Regions from separate parts of the Homo sapiens genome. Here region 2 is linked to region 1. A link is a loop called in an ENCODE intact Hi-C map of the cell type or tissue named here. Cell type or tissue: Calu3. All regions are shown on one strand.

Evidence for each region. Hi-C counts contacts between places; a loop is a spot of excess contacts. Peaks named below come from ENCODE experiments on the same cell type or tissue, not always from the same donor. Only the 100,000 strongest peaks of a DNase experiment are listed, where the experiment ranks them.
Region 2: it touches region 1 in a loop (2.5-fold over the local background); 18 of 110 quality-filtered maps call a loop at or near these places.

Annotation. Positions count from the first base shown.
Region 1 is chr1:64,894,014-64,902,013 of GRCh38, forward strand. All of the region lies in intron 1 of JAK1 (Janus kinase 1), which reads right to left. Among named protein-coding and RNA genes, the nearest start is that of JAK1, 69 kb to the right of the region's middle. RefSeq lists an enhancer at 1,683-1,752. In Calu3, no CTCF peak of the experiment used is centred here; DNase peaks (open chromatin) are centred at 998, 2,755, 4,228 and 4,758.
Region 2 is chr1:64,945,860-64,953,859 of GRCh38, forward strand. The region is part of intron 1 of JAK1 (Janus kinase 1); the gene reads right to left. Among named protein-coding and RNA genes, the nearest start is that of JAK1, 17 kb to the right of the region's middle. In Calu3, no CTCF peak of the experiment used is centred here; a DNase peak (open chromatin) is centred at 3,482.

The DNA.
Region 1 (8,000 bases):
CCTATATCCACTCAGTGTTCTTGGGTACAATCAACAGAAACCAGCTCTGCTTACCTAAGGGTAAAATGAGTTTAAGGGAAAGACAGAAGGACAGAGGAACAGCCTGATAAGGACACCACTGCTCGCACAGCCTCCACCGGTCACCAGCCATCACCAGGACTGGACTCCCAACTCTGCTGCTTCCATGAATGATCTCAAGCCACCTCTGTATGTTTGCACCACTCCCTCCAGATTCAAAGTCCTGACGAGGAGGAATCGAAGAGGTTGAACCTAGTTTGCCCTCAGTTATGTGTCTGCACCTCCTTCAGCTTCCACAGCAACAATGGGAGACCACTCTAGAAACAAAGGGGGTTCCAATGCTAGACAACCCCCCAAATGGCAAATGTCCATTTCAGTCTATGCACCAAAGGTACTCAGCTATTGCCTCAAAATGTAAGTTAGGAGAGAAAACAAAACAAAACGAGGCGGGGCACAATGGCTCACGCCTGTAATCCCAGCACTTTGGGACGCCAAGGTGGGCGGATCACTTGAGGTCAGGAGTTCGAAACCAGCCTGGCCAATATGGTGAAACCCCGTCTCTACTAAAAAAAACAAAAAACAAAAAACAAAAAAGGTTAGCCGGGCGTGGTGGTGGGTGCCTGTAATCCCAGCTACTCAGGAGGCTGAGGCAGGAGAATCGCTTGAACCCGGGAGGCAGAGGGTGCAGAGAGCAAAGATCATGCTGCTGCACTCTAGCCTAGGTGTCAGAGCAAGACTACGTCTCAAAAAACAAACAAAAAAAAACCAGGAAATCTCAAGAAAAATCTTTCTCTACATGGCCCCCCTACACTTGGCCCCCTCAACCAAAAAACTGTAACCAGTTTTTATGTTCAGCTTTGAAACTGCCCTGCCAACAAAGACTCCAATCTTAAACTGCTGGCAGAGCTCTCAGCGAACCCTATCCATATAATGAGTAATGCACTTAGTCTTCACCAAGGCGGCAGCAGCATCAGGGCAGAGCAGGATCGGCAGGTCACCACAGCGCCTCTGGAGCCACTGTGCCACCTCTCACTCCTCCCCAGTCTGCCCCAGTTTCCCCTAGCATTCAGCCAAGAATCCAGCTAGGGTTACACATCATTGTCTGATATCCTAGGAACCTATGCTGACAGCCATGCTTAAAACAGCTTTGCAGTCTTTTTTGACCATGATCCACCGTAAAAAATATATTTTGTAGTACACATGTGTGTATATGACATACAAGTTTCACAAAAAGATATTGATCCTTACTATGTGCCATTCCCTCTACCTTCTATTCTACATTTTCTTATATTTAATACATTTTTAAATGCTAAACAAGACCCACAAAACAGATTTCACAGCCCAGTAAAGATTAACAGACTACAGTTTGAAAAACACTGTTTTAAAGGACCCAACAAGGTTACTACTAATCAAATTTACCTTATTTTTGTTTTTATTTCAGCAAATATAAGAAAGTGAATATAAAACAGTGAGACATTCCCCAGCTGAATATGAAACAGTGAGACATATTTCACCTCAAACTTCTTTGGTTACCACAAGATTACTTCTCTTTTCTCACAATGTATAGCCTATGATGTTTCAATACAAACAGCTGGACTGAGACCCATACAACGCATATGCACAGTCTTCATTTCACAATAAGCTTCTCCTCCCAGAAAGCTCTTCAGTTGGTTACCTCCTACAGCCATATAATGGTACCACAAAGATCTAGAATATGTAGAAACTATACCCACAAAGCATGGAAGGTCTATTTTTAAAATTCTGCCAAACCACTCTTCTTACACATGACTTATTTTCTCACAGTCCCAGGTGTCTAACTTCATGATCACATCTAGGGATGCTTCGTACAACCAAAAGAATTCAAAATCCATTCTGTGTACCTTGCAACTGTGCAAAATTTTCAGTGTATTTCATGGAAACAACGGTTATCGTAAATGAAGAGTTCAGTGCATGCCTGTCAATGGGGAACTACTCGGGAACGGGGAAGCTATCCAAGTCTTGGAGATTTAGATGGTAGATGGGTATCCTGAAATAGGTTAGGAATCTTTAATTGTATTTCCCTATCAATGAATTGAAAACGGTGATCAGATGCAGTTATTCTTTCTCAAGATAAATGCTCCTTTTCCCACTCTGCACATAGGAAGGCAGTCTCAATGACACTTTTTTGCATCCTTGAAGCACAGTCCAGAGCATGCTTACATTCACAATTCTTTTACGAATAGCCCTTGTCTAACAGACAACACTTGAATTTAGCCAAACTGGCATCCATTTCAAAGTATCAAACTATTTAGTGGCAATGCCTGGTCATTCCACTTAATTTTTCTGTTGGTTTCTTTGCAGGGGATGGGATACACTACAGACTCCAGCCACGGAGCTTCTTTTGTCTTTCCTTCCCAGGAATAAAAGCATAGAAAAAGAAGACTGAAGGATAATTTGCAAGACTACTTAGCAATTAGTGGAGGCAAATATTATGGTAGGATGTAAATAACTAATTGGGCTAAATATAACTAGGAGAAATAACTCACTTGTTCCAGGACATCATTAATTAAGTAAAATCAACAAAAACGCATTGTGTAAAGCCTGCGATGCACAGCTCAGTAAGAAGAAAAGAAAACAACAAAAGATATATCGCCAAAGAAGAATTAGCAACCCAAGCACATAGCAAGGTAATAATACATGACTGATTGCCAAACACAGGACACACCCGACCAAGCGAAAAGAGCACGTCTGGAGAAGGTCTAAGAGTGGGGCTGGTGTAGTGAGTTTGATCGGATCCAGAGGACGGCAGGGAAAACCAGCATGGTGGGGTTGAATGTTCAGGCTCAGGAAAACCTCAGCCCTGCCACTTAGTAGCTGGCTTTGAATAATTTTTAACTTTCTATGACTGTTTTCTCATTTGCAAATAAGGATAATCATAATTATTTTACAGGCTTATTTTAAACTCTTGGAAAAATATATACATAAACACAGTAGGAAAACTGGCTCACAGCAGGCATGCAATACTACTACTATCACTACGAAGAAGGTGGGATACAAACAGGATGAAAACAGGAGCTGAGTGAGGACAACATTCCAAATAAGGGAAACATGAAGAAATAGCAAAAGAAGGAAAGTGGGGTTGGGCACGATGGCTCACGCCTGCAATCTCAGCCCTTTGGAAGGCCGAGGCGGGTGGATCACTTGAGGTCAGGACTTTGAGACCAGCCTGGCCAACATGGTGAAACCCTGTCCCTACTAAAAATACAAAAATTAGCCAGGTGTGGTGGTGAGCACCTGTAGTCCCAGCTACTTGGGAGGCTGAGGCAGGAGAATCGCTTAAACCAGAAGGTGGAGGTTGCAGTGAGCTGTGCCACTGCACTCCAGCCTGGGCAACAGAGCAAGACTGCATCCCAAAAGAAAAAGAGAAAAAAAAAGAAGAGGAGCAGGAGGACGAGGGAGGAGGAGGGGGGGAGGGGGAGGGGGGGAGGAGGAGGGGGGAGGGGGAGGGGGAGGGGGAGGGAGGAGGAGGAGGAGGAGGAGGAGGAGGAGGAGGAGGAGGAGGAGGAGGAGGAGGAGGAGGAAAGCCGGAGGGTAAGGCACTTGACTGAAGACTAAACAGGTTTGTGTAGAACCAAAAAAGATGAGGTAAGGAGGAAAACTGGGCCCAGGCTACAAATGCCCCCTAAGGAGTCTGGATTTTCTTCTGAGGGGATACTACCCAAGGAGAATGCAGATCCCCAGATTCATGTGAATTCCTCAAGTGGAAAGTCCCCAGTATGTGAAGGTGTGCTACGTGGGGTGGGGGTTCTCACACATAGGAAATGATGGGAAAGGCATGGGCATAGGACACCTGAAATTCAACTGTGTAAAAATAATGTCCTTCTTTTTAAAGATTCTTAATGAATCTGCTACTCTTTGATGGATATATAGGCACTGTACATTGAGAAAGGACAATAAAATTTAACTGAGCAAACAGTTCAAATACTGCTATGGGTAAGAGCTAATTTGAATATTCATTTGAGGGATCCATACCTTTGCCCCACCTCGCTATACACACATACAAAAAGGAAACTTCTTTAAAAAATAAAATAAAATGAGAAGCTAGAGGTTTTCTTGTGTAAATCATGATGTTAATGAGTCAGAAAGAACTTTCCCAAAGCTTGTCTTCCTGGTTGTCGCGTCTGGCTGGGACATCCACTAATAGCACTGGGAGAGTCAACATTCTGCTGCTGGTGACTCATCCTCCTCTGCTAGCACAGTCGGAGGGACCAGCAAGTTCACGGGGCTGCCCTTGGGAGTCACTCTGAATTATTTTTGTAACATCTTGTCCTTGGATAAAAGGGAATACAGAGTCAGAAACCAGAGGCCAGGAGGCCATCTATTACTCAGCAGAGTTGTTTACACAGCCCTGTTCCTCTATTATCCAGAATTCAGTGTTCTGGATAACTGATAAAATTAAGGCACCTATGTTTCCAGGGAGCTGAATACAGCAAATGCACAAAAGTCATGTTGGATGAAATTCTACCTTCCCTTGATGATTCAGAAGACCATATCAGACCTTCTCAGGCATGACTGCAGATGACAAAGAGATTATTAGAACCTGATTTTGACCCATTTCCATCTCACAAGCCTGTGAAATGTGGACTCAAGGGTGTGGGAGAACTTCAGTTAGCAAAATTTGCATAAATAGTTTCCTTCTACTGTCATCCAGTTAAACAGTCTCCAGGAGCTTGCATGAATGCTTTATCAGGTCACCAAGCTCTCTGATGTATGTCCAGCCAGGTGCTCCCTGAACATTTCTGGGCCTGGCCAAAACTGTGCTTGTTCAGTGCATTTCAGCTGTATATATAGCTAATAATTAGCAGCAGAAATGTGGCACAAACCCAAATCTCATGGATCCCACATTGCACCAAAATAAATATTAATGAAGGCACCTCTGCCTTTTTAGTCTTTCTCCAAATGAATTTTTAAAAAAGCAAAGTTGGCTTAACTGCTCATGACCATTGACTAATATAAAAATCAATAAAAAATCAATAATTATATACTTTTTACAATTTACAAAGCACTTTCAATACTTGATCTCAATCCTCACAATAATTTGAAGTATCATTCCTCTTATTCTACTCATAAGCAAACTAAAGCTTAGAAACACTAAGTGACTTGTGAAAGATCACATGTATTTATTACCTAGGACTCAAATCTAAGTCATTAGACAGCAAAGGAAATGGAAACAACTAATGGAAAAAGGACCTATAATCATGGTGAAAAGGTGAAATTTCAGTAAATTAAAATTGTTTATCTATCTAGTCAGTAAAGTTGGTGTTATACTTCTTTTTAAATGTAAATATAAGCCTGGATTAGGTAGAAGTATAAATTACTGTCACCTATAAACTATGGGTGACAACTCTAAAAATCATTTAGACTCATCATAAATGCACACATTCAACATTATAGAAAGATATCACTGAAAAGCCAAAGTTCCCCTCCCTCCTCCCAGAGATAGTCACTATTCAGTTTTTGGTAAGGCTGAGCAACCCAAATCAAAAAATCTGAAGTCTGAAATGCTCCAAAATATGACTTTTTGACTACCACATTTCTTGAAGGAAATGCTCATTGGAGGATTTTGAATTTTCAGATTTGGGATGCTCAATGGGTAAGCATAGTGCTAATATTATAAAATCCCAAAAATCTGAAATCTGAAAATTGTCTGGTCTCAAGCATTTCAGATAGGGGATACTCATCTGTACAACTCTCCCTGAGAACAATTTAGCTCCACTTTCAATTTGGACTTGAAGATTCTCCTATGTTTTGACACAAGAATCTTACAATATGGTAATGAAAAAATCAAATTGAAAAACAGCATGTATAGGATGATCCTAGCTATGATGCATAGACGCACACATGTAATCCTAAAGAAACGGTGACAAAATGGATGGGGAGGACATTACAAGAATAATTACCTGTGAGTATTCCAAGGTGTTTGTGATAGTAGTTACTTCATTTTGCACACTTTTAGAGATTTTCTAAGTGTTCTGCATCAAATATGTGTTACTACACTAATGAGGGGAGAAAAGTCATTCCCCCTGGGTTATACAGGAAATTAGGGCTGGGAGTAGGAATTCAGGAGAGCCAATTCACCTCTCTACCTGCTGCAATGGCTCAAGATTGACTAGCAATTCAAAGCAATTAAGAGATGTGACAAGGCAAAACATAATTATTTGTCATTGACTGATAGAGATATTAAGTGCTATGACTTCAGAGGACAAAGAGATCATTCTAGCATGGAATTATTCCAAAGGATTCATAAGTCAGAGATCTAAGAAGGTAAAGGGAACAGATGAGCTCCATTCTAGGTGAAGATAAAGGTGTAATCAAAGGTAACAGACATTAAATCACCAAGCGAGTTCTGGGGACAGTAAGCACAAGACTTAAGCATTTCATGAAGAGAAGAAAACAAGACTTAGAAGGCAGGCTGGGGTCAGACTGACATGAAGTGAGACAGCGAAGTGGACAGAGATCTTGGAGTCCTAGGAACTGCGACCATATCCACTTGGGGAGCAAGCCCTAATCGTTCTAACTCTGTTGTCTCTGTTCTAACTCTGTTGTCTCTACCCACTTATCTCCCAAATTACTGCAACAATCTCCTGAAAGTTTCTGCCTTCATTCTCGTCCGCTTCTATTCCAAGTCTCTACAATGCAGCCAGTCTTATTTCTAGACTGCTAATCTGGAAGTATCATGCTCTAAAACTCTTTTATTTCTTACTCTCTTAGGTGACATGGCTTACAAGGCTACTTGTAATCAACTTCTCATGGCTCATCCCCATTTGTGCCCTGAACTCCAAACGTACTGAGTTACCTGCAGTTCCTGTAATCCAGCATGACTTTGTCCTCCAAGCCTTTGCTGTCCCCACTCATCCTTCAGTTCCTAGCTCAGGAATCATCTCCATCAAGGTTTCCCTGACTTCTCCCATTTCCCAAGTGAGGCGTTCAGAGAGTCCTGTGCTTACCTTTGGAGTAGCACTTACATCCTGCTCCCTAACTGTCTGTAGAATCATCTGTCTTCGCTGTCTTTGAGCACCCTGAGGGCAGGGACTGCAGCTGTTATCTGGGTACATACAACACCAAATAACAATGCCTAAGGCATGCCAGATATTCAATAAATGTCTGTGTAAGAAGCAAATGTTTAAACATTTCCTTCCCCAGCATGCCTTCTCTGACTATCCCCACCTCCTTCCAGAAGTACTCACCTAATCCATGCAGACACCATAGACCAAGTGCATTTATAAAACTGTTTTATAATATTAAATGTGTAGTTTATATGCCTAACAGAATTGCGAGGAATTATTTAACTTCTTATTTTCTATTCTCTCCCATCATGGTACCCACGAAGAAGCCCACATGCTTACTCTTCTTTCTAATGGAACACCATGCCCTGAGATTTCCCAGTGTGCTGAGAGTTGCGTAGGCCTGGAAAGATAAAGAAAGTCTAATACAGTATGTCAAGTAAGGTCAGCCAGCAGGTGAAAAAACTCAAAAAACCAACCAGATGTTGGTTTCTGTTACAGAAGAATCATTGACAAACTGTGAACCAAAACTTAGACACAGTTTTAAAAGTATTCTCTTACTTATAATTATAATGCCCTATAATGACATTTAAATTTTTAACTTATTTTTTAGGTGCACAATTCAGTGGTTCTTAGTGTAATCTCAAAAGAGTGCAACCATCATCACTATCTACTTCCAGAACATTTCACCACCCCAAAAAGAAACCCCATGTCACTCTCCATTCTCCCCTATCGCATCCCCTAGCAACCACTGGTCTATTAGCCTAGTCTAGACATTTCATAGAAATTGAATCATATAATGTGTGTGTCTGGCTTCTTTCACCTACACAATGTCCTCAGGGGATCCATGCTGTAGCATGCACCAGTGCTTCATTCTTTTTGTGACCAAATAATACTCTATTGTATAGGGCATTTACGTTTTTTTAAATATTATTTTAG
Region 2 (8,000 bases), 52 kb after region 1:
CTGGGATACTCCTGAGTACAGGCGCCTGCCACCACGCCCAGCTAATTTTTGTATTTTTAGTAGGGATAAGGTTTCACCATGTTGGCCAGCTGGTCTTTAACTCCTGACCTCAAGTGATCCACCCACCTCGGCCTTCCAGTGTGCTGGGATTACAGGCATGAGCCACGGCACCCGGCCCTGGTTTGCTTTCTGAACCATGTCAATACAGTACCTATGCCAAACAAAATATCAATAACAATAATAAAAAAATAAGAAAATGTAAAGTTTAAAAATGCTTGCCAAGAAAGCCTTGTTAAGAGGGAGATCTACCACCCACAGTAGGAGGAGCATCAGAGCTGAACAATACAGAGATCCTCACACAGTGGTCGTCTTCTATTCCCCTGGAAGAATACAGGAGAGAGGAAACCACTTACTGACCACCTACCACTGGCTATGTGTTCTGCACATGTTATCTCATTTAATAGTCTAATTAACCCTAGCAGGTATAACCAACCCCCTCTCTGCAAATAAGTAAATGGTGGCTGGCAAGGCTTTAGGTAACTTCCCCAAAGTCATAGGTCTATGATCGGACCTCATGCTCTTGTCTGCTAAAACTTGCAAAGGTACATATTTATGCATCATAGTAAAAATTAAAATCTTCTACGTCAGCCAGCTACCCACAATCATACTTACTTCCACAGTGTTCTCTAATGTTCTTTGTTTTCTAGATTTTGAGAAGGTGTTTGTTGAATAAAGCAAACATTTTGCTGTTCTGAATTTTCCACTTACTGGGCACCAAAAAGAGTTAATTACGGGCAGTTTTTAAGGAAAAAAAGATGAACATAGTTTCAAATGAGAGTTATCCAAAAAAGTGGCAGTTCACAAAACAACTGAAAGCAGGGTCTCAACGAGATATTTGCAAACCCATGTTCATAGAAATATCATTCACAACAGTCAAAAGGTAGAAGCCACCCAAGCATCCAACAACATAGATGGATAAACAAAATGTTGTATATACATACAATGGAATATTATTCAGCCTTTAAAAGGAAGGAAATTCCATCATATGCAAAAACATGGATAAACCTTGAGGACATTATGCTAAGTGAAACATGCTAGTGAAAAAGGACATTATGGACAATTCCACTTATAAGAAGTAGCCAGAGTAGTCAAATCCATAGATAGAAAAAGTAGAATGGTAGTTGGCAGGAGCTAGCAGGAAAAAGCAATGGGTAGTTATTATCTACTGGGTACAGAGTTTCAGTTTTGCAAGATGAAAAGAGTTCTGGAGATTAGATGTAAAACAACGTGAATGTACTTAACACTACTGAACTGTAAGCTTAAAAATGGCTCACATGGTAAATTTTATGTTGTTTATTTTCCACAACTTAAAAAAAATTTTTTAACTGCCAGTTCAATATATTACAGCTGACATCTGTTTTTATCTCTCTAGAAACTTCTCATACCAGGTGATTCTGTTAACACTACAGATCACAGTGTCCCACCTGACCCCCATCCATGCCTGCACTGTCCACCTTCCAGACCAAGGGTGACACAAACACAAGTCTTTCAGGGAGATTTGATAAACAGACATCATCTTGGAGCAGCCAACTGTTCTCTATTCAAATCATGTGGATAAAACCTCATTGTGGCAGAACATAAGACCAATGAACAGGAAGCAGAATAGCAGGATTCTTACTGAGAAGGGGAATGCCTTTATATCCTTGGAGTCCATGAACCATGGGTCCTCCCCCAACCCCCTTAAGACATAGGCCAATAAATCCTTTTTTTTTTTTAACTTAACCAAAAAAGAATACAGGTACCCAACAGAAAAGCAGTTTCACTGAACAACAGGTCCCTGAACAAGAATTTTTTCACCACAGATTGTTTTGGAACTTTATCTGCAGTATCATATAGCTCTACTAAAACAGTAGTACACAAGTCCAAAATTTAGGTAGTAGAATTTCAAATTTAACATAACATTTCCAGCTGGGCCAGAATACTCTTATACCTCTGAAGGGAACAATGAATTTTTCAATTTAAATCTATACTATATAATATAGAGAGGGAGAGATATACAATTCATAGAAAGTTTATACAGAAATAGATTTAGAAATACAAATGTTTCCAAATTACCTGAGGTATAACATAGAAGAGAATGCCTAAATATTAGCCTGAAATTGAGGTTTTGGGTGAAACATTTGAACAATTAAATCCAAGAACAGGAGGGTAATACATAGAGATCCTTTATCTGTGCCTTATTTGAAGAACTGAGATCTTCGATGCAATGCTCCATTTACTATAGGTTGCCTTGGTTTGGTTCCCACTAATTATTGGCCAGGCTTAAATTTATTAAATCCAAATCTAATCAATGACTGTTTACTGACTGCCTAGGTATACTGACTCTCGTATGAACCAAGATACACAGACAAAGCAGCTCATATACTGAGCATAGTGCTAGGCTCTGCAGATTTTGTCTGACTTAATGCAAGCAAAGAGTGTATCTAAAAAGCTATCATGCTAGGTATTAATGTCAAACCAGTTTCATATCTAGAATCTGAAAGACACAGCATAAAGCTGAACAGAGGTGCCTGAGGCAAAATCTTAAATGTGAACTGTGTTCCCCAAGGAGTGTAGCTATAAGCTTGTCACAAGTTTTTGCAAAGATAAACTAGCCTTGTTGATTTCGCAGATCTCACCAATAAAATAACTTTCAAACACAAGGAATACTATCCATGTGAAATCATTATAACCACTAATCAGCATGAGATCCATGTTCTGAAATTGCTTTTGGGCTTCTCTCTTCATCATGAAAGATTAGCAGCCAGTAATTTAATCATAACAGGGGAAAAAAGAAGACTCTATTTTTTGTGGAAGGCTTTTCAACACTCACTGCAACACACCTGGTAAAAATAAAATGATAAAGCTTATCTCTCCCACAGGACTATCTTCCAGCCATTTAACATGGCTTCCACCTCACATCTCCAGAGTAAATCTTGAAATGTGGCAGCCCAGAATGTTAATGGTACTTGGAGGGAAATCTAACCCTTAGAAATACTGCTCAGAATTCTTGCAGTCTCTAAGGCTGTATATTCACCAAGGAATCTACAGAACTTACTGTCCTAGAAGTAAGAGAGATCACAATATATTTAAGAAACAAAAACGGTCAGAAGGGCTGGAGTGCTGACTGCAAGAAAGGGAATGGAAGGAAAGGAAGGCTGTGACCATGAGAGGCTCTTCATACCATGCTAAGGAGTTTGGATAGACTTAATCCTAACAGCAAAGGGCAGCTAGTGAAAGATTTTAAGCAAGGCAGTGATGTGTTCAGATTTGCATTATAGAATTGTTTATCCTGGCTTCACAGAAAATATCCCCACTAAGCAGAAAAACACCAGTCATCAAAGTAGAATACATTTCCCAACTAACAAAAAGTTAAGCAAAGGGCAATACATCACTGTCTTAGGGAAACCAGCAAACAGGTGATTTTAACCTGACTGATGTAAAAGTCAAAGCCCCGCCCCTACTCCTATTAGTCATGCAAAAATGTACTGCATTTACTAGGGTATTTCATCAGCCTAGAAGTGACATAAAGTTTGTTTCCTTTATTATAACCCAGTTGTACAAAAATAAAAATAAAAATCCTCACTACAACTTCACATTCAAGTGCACATTGTGCACTTACAGAATATCATTTCCCAGTGAGAAAAGGCATCAAAAGCAAATAAATTATTTTCATGTCCTTTGAAGAAAACTGTATCTGCCTTTATGATAAGGAATTATAATGGTCCGTATTTGACATGTTACTTGCCAGTGGGTTGCCTGTACAACAGTCAGGAAATCAGCAGCTTCCTGCCAATGTTTAAGGCCATTTGTGACTTAAGTTTCTGTTTAATTTTCCAGAATTACATACTAAAGGTCATAAAATTGGTTATAACCTTTGACACAGTAAATCTATGCATTCATCCTAATAAAGCAATTAGCAGCAGAAAAATGCTAATTGTGTGTTTTTAAAGGTTCCCTACAATATTCTGTAAAAACAGAAATAGCTTATTCTATCATAGATTACTTAAGAAAAATAAAATAAATTAACACAACTAAATACTACATTCAAAAATGATTATTACAAAGACTCTATTAAAATAGAATAAAAAAGTTTAAGAAGACAGGTATATGTATCCAGCAATTAAAATTACATAATACAGTACATATTTATACATTATCGATAAAGACTAGAAAAGAATAAGTAAAAACATAACAGCTTCGTGTAGGAGTAAAAAATGTCAACATTAGGCCGGGCGCAGTGGCTTACACCTGCAATCCCAGCACTTTGGCGGGCCAAGGCGGGCGGATCACAAGGTCAGGAGATCGAGACCATCCTGGCCAACATGGTGAAACCCCGTCTCTACTAAAGATACAAAAATTAGCCTGGCGTGGTGGCGGGCGCCTGTAGTCCCAGCTACTCTGGAGGCTGAGGCAGCAGAATCACTTCAACCCGGAGGCAGAGGTTGCAGTGAGCCGAGATCATGCCACTGCACTCCAGCCCGGGAGACAGAGCAAGACTCTGTCTCAAAAAAAAAAAAAAGTCAACATTAAAGAAAGCATTCTTCTTAAATGCTTACAGAATTATTATTACAATTTAAAAAACTAGAACAAAGTTTTATCATTCTTAGGAACAAACCAATCGTAGGCTGATTAGTTTGAACAAACATCCACACAAGTTCAGTGCTAGCCATCCGGCCAGCCCTTGGACTGAGCACCTAGAACATCTCACTCACCAAGTAACTTGATCTCTCTTCTCTCATAAGACACTGCCCTTCAGAATCCCCACGGTAAGGGGTGGACCCTAGACAATCCTAATTTCTCTTAAATAACCTCTAAATCTTCTACCCATAGATATATCTCAACCTCCTGAGAAGTATTTGAACAAATGAGTATTTTATTTCCTAAATTCTCTATGTGACTACCTTCTGTACCATTTTATCGCTCAGTAACAAATCCAGCATGATGATGGATTAAAAAACAATCCCTAAAGTGGTGGCCCAGACAGGTCTTAGGCAAGTCACTTAAACACTCTGATTCCTTTATTTCTCCACTGTAAAATCAGAAGGAGGTATTCTCAGGTGACTTCAATTTCTTACACCTCTTAAAAGTATTACAAGATTTTATGATCATTGTGTGCTAATAACCCTTAAACAGTATTTACTAGACAATGGCTATAAACTCAGAACCAAATATTCAGGTTCATGGTGGGCCTGTTCTCCATGACTTCTTAAAACCATTAGAACTATCAATTCTAACCTGAGAAAAGTAAACAAAACTCCAAGCCAAGAAGAAATTCGTTTGACTGCTTTGCTTTCTTCCAATATTCAAAGCAATATGTATTCTCATAAGTGTCTGGCTCCCAAATACCTTTCAGAGTCTCAATTCGACCTAGCATAAGCAGTATTTTCATCAGATTGGCAACTGTGTGGCAATATTCCTCTTTCAATGTTGCCTGATCCTTCCTTACTCCACTGATTTTTTTAAATTGAAATATATCAAGCATACAGAAAAGTATAAAGAACCATTGATCTTTAAAGAGGACTAAATAAGTCTCTTCACAGGGTTCCTACTACGTGCCAAACACAATGGCAGTGGTTCAGTGTACAAAGGTCAGCAACAGTGAGGACAATTAACCAAGGAAGTGCAATAATGTATACATTCCAGAATATGTCGCTTCAGGCATGACACAGAAGCCCTTAAAGCATACCAATGCAGGTAACACACTCAAATAAATACACCAGCAGCCCTTAGCTATAAACAAGTTCTGCCTTTTTTTTTTTTTTTTTTTTTTTTTTTGAGACGGAGTCTCGCTCTGTCGCCCAGGCTGGAGTGCAGTGGCTCGATCTCTGCTCACTGCAAGCTCCACCTCCCGGGTTCACGCCATTCTCCTGCCTCAGCCTCCCGAGTAGCTGGGACTACAGGCGCCCGCCACCACGCCCAGCTAATTTTTTGTATTTTTAGTAGAGACAGGGTTTCACCGTGTTAGCTAGGATGGTCTCGAATCCTGACCTCGTGATCCGCCCGCCTCGGCCTCCCAAAGTGCTGGGATTACAGGCGTGAGCCACCGCGCCAGGCACAAGTTCTGCCTTTTAAAGAATTCATTCCCAGTTGGTTGTTTGAAACTTGGCGCACATTTCCCCCAGACACACTGCAGTAAATGTGGTTAAGTTTCCAAGCCAACACACAAAAGGCCAATTTAACACATAAAGTATCTGAAACGCTATACATTTGCCCTGCCAAAATAGCAGGAAACATTACTGCAGCCAAAAAGAACCATAAGTGATTTTGCCATCTCAAAAGCAGGAGTGTGAGGGAAAGCAGAGTGTAGGTTCATAAGGGGTGCAGATGGAGTCTTGAGGTGGTGCCTAGAGGCCTTATTAAGGCAAGTGAGCTTAGGGATTGTGAAACCAAGGGCCAGGTTGGTCTGGCTTTGATCAAATCTAGGTTCCTCCACTTAAAAGCCGGGTACCTTTAAACATCAACCATTCTAAGGCTCAGTTTATTGATCTGAATTTCTGGCATAAACATTCAATAAACAATTAGGCATTTTATATAGTTTTTTCATTTGCTTGAGACTGTATAGCTTTCATTTTCCTTGATATAGGAGTATCCTTAACACCTGGCTGGGTTTATGAGTCATTATTAGAAAATGTTCAGTTTCCACCCAAAACAAAAACACTTTTTCAAAGTGTCTAGGCAAGAAATGTATAGGGAAGGGATCAATGAGAATGTATTGCACACTAGAACAAGATAGCCTCAATTAAAATGAAGCAACTAACACGGGACCAAAGACAGAAGAAAAAGGAGTCTTCCAGTAACAGAAGATAAGAAAGAGATACTAGGGAACTTCCAGATAACTTATGGGGCTGTTTACACAGGGAGGAAAAGAGAAGAGGAACAGTAAATAATAGTGGTAAACTCCAATAGGGTATTGGTACAAATACAGACAAACACACACATACATAAACACACATTCTCATTTAATTTTCACAATCCCATAAGGTAGGAGCCATTATTATCCTATTATCCTTTTACAGATGAGGAAACTGAGGCACAAAGCGGTTGAATAACTTGCCCACGATCACTCAGCTATGACTGATCATAAGCCAGGATTCAAACATACAGACTGGTCGCAGATTTGGGAGTCTAAACCACTATCTTATTACTGATGTTTCTGTAGTGGGAAGCCAACCATTTGCATAAGGAGGTTTCCTAAATCAGAGGTTCATAACTTGAATAATATTTACCTACAAAGTTACCACTTATAAAGGTGTAAACATTATGTAATCATTTACAGATTTTCTGGCAATATTCAGTATTTGGGGTAGCAGTGGGTAACTTTCGTTAAATGCTGCTGGATCCCAGGCACTGTCTGAAGCTATTTTGTAGGTTCTACCTCATTTAAGCTTCACAAAACTTCCTCTGTGACAGGTCTACACAGTCCATTTACAATTGAGAAAAAAATAAGGCTCAATTATGAGCCCAAAGTCACAGAGCTAGTAAGTGGCAGAGGACAGCCTCACATCGGCTCGTCCTGGTTCCAAGTCCAGCACGCTTTTCATAACACCACATCTGGTACGCTCAGACCCACACAGGTAAACACAGGACGTGTTATATAACAGTCAGGTAATATAAAGCAACAGTAAATCTCGTCTGACTTAAAATGTCAAAAACAGCAATACAACTTTTAAACTAAATATTTCACAAAAATATACCAAACTTACTTTAGGACAGCTAAATGAACCCAACTGCCCTGCCCCAAAACCTAAAAAACAAAAAATTTTTTTTTATTTTTTTGAGACAGAGTCTTGCTCTGTCCCCCAGGCCAGAGTGAAGTGGCATCATCTCAGCTCACTGCAACCTCTGCCTCCCAGGTTCATGCAATTCTCCCGCCTCAGCCTCCTGAGTAGCTGGGATTACAGGTGCGTGCTGCCACGCCCAGCTAATTTCTTTTTTTCTTTTTTTCGTATTTTTAGAAG